2 separate regions of the Homo sapiens genome follow, and region 1 is linked to region 2. A link is an interaction called in ENCODE POLR2A ChIA-PET data of the cell type or tissue named here. Cell type or tissue: PC-9. All regions are shown on one strand.

Region 1 (2,500 bases), 920 kb after region 2:
AAAATCAAAATGTAGAACAGTGCTAATATTTTTGTTGAAATGGGGAGAGTCATTTGTACTGAAGAGTACAAATACTTTTATATACTTAGAAAATTTTGTGAAAAGGCCAGGCATGGTGGCTCACGCCTGTAATCCCAAAACTTTGGGAGGCCAAGTTGGGCAGATCACTTGAGGTCAGGAGTTCAAGACCAGCCTGGCCAATGTGGCAAAACCCCACCTCTACTAAAAATACAAAAATTAGCCAGGCATGGTGGTGCGCACCTGTAGTCCCAGCTAGTCAGGAGGCTGAGGCAGGAGAATTGCCTGAACCCGGGAAGCAGAGGTTGCAGTGAGCTGAGATCATGCCACTGTACTCCAGCCTCAGTGACAGAGCGAGGCTGTCTCAAAAAAAAAAGAAAATTGCACAAGGGCGCAAGAGAAACTAGTTCAGTGCATTCCTCTAGGAAAGAGATTAGAAAATGACTGATTTTCACTGGGTACACACTTTTTTACCTTCAAATTGTGTACTACATAGGTGGTATTATGCAACAAATTAAATTCAAAAATAATTAAAAGTTTCCATAAAAACAAAGAGAGACAGGTTAATAGTAAAATATTACGGCAAAAAATATAGGGTTCTCAGCTAAGTCTGCTTAGGTTCAACCTACTGTCATACTTAAACATCTAAGTGAGACTGAGTGAACTTAACCTCAACAAACTTCCATTTCTTCTTCTGTATCACACATAACAATGGTACCAAACCATATATGGTTACTAAAAAAAAAGACTAAGGGAATGCACATAAAGATTCTTAGCACAGGCGTGGCTCATGCCTGTAAGCCCAATACTTTGGGAGGCCAAGATGGGAGGAACTCTTGAGGCCAGGCATTTGAGACCAGCCTGGTCAACAACCCTATCTCTGTATTCAAAAAAAAAAAAAAAAGATTCTTAGCACAAACTTACTGGCACATGGTAATTATTCAATAGAGATTTGTGCTTCCTTGTCAGAGGGAGAGGTTTTCCTATTGTTGTTTGCTTTTGTTTTGTTTTACTAAGAAACAAACTTAGTAAAAAAAAAAAAAAAAATCTTTATCTACTTAAGATAGAGGTGGCAGAGAAGGGAAAGGAGAGAGATGCTAAAGCAAAGTCCTGAGGAGGTAAGGGGCTTGGAACTGCATAGAAAAAGGGATACTTTTATTATTCAAAGAAGCAGAAAAACTAAAATGGTAAGAACAGATTCTGTTAAACTTCTAGATTAGCAGCAAGAAATAAAGGCATTCCCACCAAGCAGAAGAAGAGACAAGGTCATCTGTTGAGAATGAAGAACAATGTGGCAAATCCTGAGGTCTTGAAGAGCCACTAACGGTAACAAGAAAGGCACCTGACTGGGTCTGGAGGAAACTGCTTTATATCAAGAATTCCAGGAATGTGTAGCACCATCAGTTGGTTTCACCAAACAGTTGTGTAACTTCCCCTGTAGGGTTTTATAGGCCAGATACGGGACAAATAATATAGATGGTCAGACTTAAAATAGTGGAGAATTCTGCAGAGTAGCTATTATGGAAGGGACATGAAAGTCTCTGAAGAGAAATAATGATGTAATAACATTAAGAGTACTCTGAAAGGGATCATAGCAGCATTATTTACAACAGCCACAAAAGGGAAACAACTCAAATGTCCATCAACTGATGAATGGATAAACAAAATGAGGTACATCCATGCAATGATGCATTATCCAGCTATAAAAACAAAGGACTGATACATGCTACAACATGGATGACTCTTAAAAACATGCTAAGAGAAAGGAGCTAGTCACATAAGACCAAATATTGTATTATTCCATTTATTTGAAATGTTCAGAATAGGCAAATCCAGGGACAGAAAGTAGATTAGGTTGCCAGAAGACAGAGGGAGAGGAGAATTGGGAGTGACTGCTAATAGATACAGGGTTTCTTTTTGGGGTGAAAAATATTTTGGAATTAGATAGTGGTGATAGTTGTACAACACTGGGACTATACTAAAAACCATGAATTACTCACTTTGAAATACTGGATTTTATGTTAGGTTAATTTTATCTCAACTTTTTTTAATTACAAAAAAGAGGAATACATTGAAGTGTATTTAAAAATTATCTGAGCAGCCATAAAAAAGAATGGGTTCATGTCCTTTGCAGAGACATGGATGAAGCTGGAAACCATCATTCTCAGCAAACTAACACAGGAACAGAAAACCAAACACCGCGTGTTCTCACTCATAAGTAGGAGTTGAACAATGAGAAAACATGGACACAGGGAGGGGAACATTACACAGCGGAGCCTGTCAGGTGCGGGGCAAGGGGAGGGAGAGCATTAGGACAAATGCATGTGGGACTTAAAACCTAGATGATGCGTTGATGGGTGCAGCAAACCACCATGGCACATGTATACCTGTGTTACAAACCTGCACATTCTGTACATGTATCCCAGAACTTAAAGTAAAATTTAAAAAAAAAAAAAGTGATCTGGAATATCACAAGCGGATA
Region 2 (2,500 bases):
TTGTAAGTCAAAATTAGAAATCTTTATTTGGGATTGTATTTAAATCTTTTATTTAGGATTATATTAGCCAATGTTACCTCTTAAATCACCAAATGCAAAAACATACTTCTTCTCAGTTTTAACAGACCACAGGTAAAAAAAGAATTATACTAAAAGCAACTAATAGACATATTACACAATCCCAATTCAAAAGCACAGGATGAAGAAAGAAGCCCATTGAGTTAGCTGCTGCCGCCACTGTTGTTAATTGCATTTTTCTAGTCCCTAAAATAATAAATTGCAGAGATAAAGTCTTCACACATCACCAGTAAATTAGAACAGCTGGTTACCATTTCATCTTCTTGACCCTGATTGATGGTCTTCCTTTCTTCCCTGTCCATACCTACAGTGGATTAAAGGTCCAGTGCTTCAAACAATGGAAGATCACTGAGGGAAGAAAGGGAACAGACGTTAGGGAACTATCTTCTATCTTAGTAGACGATACAACTGCATTCTATCAACTGTCTATTATACAAGGGGTCCCCAACCCCTGGGTCACGGACCTGTTAGGAACAGGGCCACACAGTAGGAGGTGAGTGACAGGCAAGCAAGCATTACTGCCCCAGCTCTACCTCCCATCAGATCAACAGAGGCATTAGATTCTCATAGGAGCACAAACCCTACTGTGAACTGCGCGTGCAAGGGATCTAGGGTGCGTGCTCCTTATGAGAATCTAATGCCTGATGATCTGAGACTGAACAGTTTCATCCCGAAACCATCCCTCCCCACCCGTAACTGTCTTCCATGAAACCAGTCCCTGGTGCCAAAAAGGTTGGGGACCACTGTTTTATACCATCGAAGTGTTCTTTTAATATTTAATAAGATTTTGTTTAAATTTGAATTCTTCCAAAGTAGTGATGTATTCATCACTTGCTCATGGGATGTATCAAACTTTAGATGACCCTTAAGTAGTTTCTAAAGTGCTAGCTGGTTCTAATGACATTTTCAATGGGATACCAGTGCTTGAATCTGTATTACTTAACTACCACAAAACATGGCATATTTCATTAATTCATTTAGACTAGCAACTACTGTGATACAGGACAATTTATATTGAGAGGAACTACTAACAGAGTCTTCCTTTTTCATTCCACAGATTCAGAAGTAGTGTAGTTTAACCATCTTGAGCTAAAAGTACTTCACACAACTCAAAATTATTCACTGTAGCATAGTAAAGAGCTATGGCACTAGCAATGAAACCAAGCCAAAAACTTCTCAGAGATTATTAATCATCCAATAAATATTTACTAAGCACCAATTACATAAATGGCAATCCCTGGCCAAAAGTCAATCGCTATGGCAGGTTTACTCCTACTGGAGAGCACTCAGCTGACTCCATCATTCGATTCCAAGTCCACTGGGCAACCTTCTGATTATTCCTGACTACCTACAAAACTTGTCCAGGGAAAAAATTCATTGAGCCCACTGACATATTTTTCCTTTTTTTTTTTTTTTGTATTTCAAATATTAAACATTCAGCTACACATTAAAGAAATTTGCAAGATGTAAAACGATGCCAGTTTTCTAACTTTTTGTTTTTTTAGAAAATATCTTCCAAAAATGTTACTTAAAATATAATTTTATTTTTGTAATAAATATTTGAAATATCAGTTTTAATTCATATATGGTATCAATAGCTATAGTCCACATAAATAAAAGCTCTTTAGCATCCACAAAAATTTTCAAGAAGGTAAATGGGTTTCAGCCCCCCGAGTGTGATAACCACTGCTTTACATGAGGCTGATCTCACAGTAGGACTATTACTGCCTTCGTTTCAGATCCCATACCTCTACTCATCTACCCAGTGCACAGCAGGCTTGACACACGCTAGGCACTCAAAAATGCTTACTGAATAAATGACCTGATTTAAAAAATGTGCACTAAGTAACAATACCTATTTATTTTAAGATGATATAAATTAACAGCCAAGTAAAAACCAAATGCAGAATTTTAAAGTAACCCCATACATAAAGATTGTTGAAACTTCTTGGTGTTCTATCATAAAGCAACCAATAAGAGGGGTCTATCTGCCCAGCGTGGTGGCTCACGCCTGTAATCCCAGCGCTCTGGGAGGCCAAGGCAGGCAGATCACCTGAGGTCAGGAGTTCAAGACCAGCCTGGCCAACATGGTGAAAAACCCCATCTTTACAAAAATACAAAAATTAGCCGGGCATGATGGCGGGTGCCTGTAATCCCAGCTACTCAGGAGGCTGAGGTGAGAGAATTGCTTGAACCCAGGAGGCGGAGGTTGTAGTAAGCTGAGATCACCTCACTGCACTCCAGCCTGGGCGACAGAGAAAGACTCCATCTCAAAAAAGAGAAGGGTCTGTCTGTACAGTTACTTACGTCGTTTTAATAATTTCACTCCTAACTACGACATTCTTATCAAATATGTGAATACATAAACATTGGTGCAAAAATAAATAACCAGTAAGATACTGAACTCAGTGCCATTGTGGAA

Evidence for each region. Peaks named below come from ENCODE experiments on the same cell type or tissue, not always from the same donor. Only the 100,000 strongest peaks of a DNase experiment are listed, where the experiment ranks them.
Region 1: POLR2A ChIA-PET joins it to region 2 with 8 read pairs; 2 of 35 experiments call an interaction of 5 or more read pairs at or near these places.

Annotation. Positions count from the first base shown.
Region 1 is chr3:195,384,341-195,386,840 of GRCh38, forward strand. All of the region lies in intron 2 of ACAP2 (ArfGAP with coiled-coil, ankyrin repeat and PH domains 2), which reads right to left. Among named protein-coding and RNA genes, the nearest start is that of ACAP2, 57 kb to the right of the region's middle. In PC-9, no CTCF peak of the experiment used is centred here; DNase peaks (open chromatin) are centred at 831 and 1,411; H3K27ac peaks cover 1,355 bases.
Region 2 is chr3:194,461,811-194,464,310 of GRCh38, forward strand. It overlaps ATP13A3 (ATPase 13A3), which reads right to left. Exons shown (of 34, transcript NM_001367549.1): 3 at 330-426. The coding sequence starts at 380. Among named protein-coding and RNA genes, the nearest start is that of ATP13A3, 24 kb to the right of the region's middle. In PC-9, no CTCF peak of the experiment used is centred here; no DNase peak of the experiment used is centred here.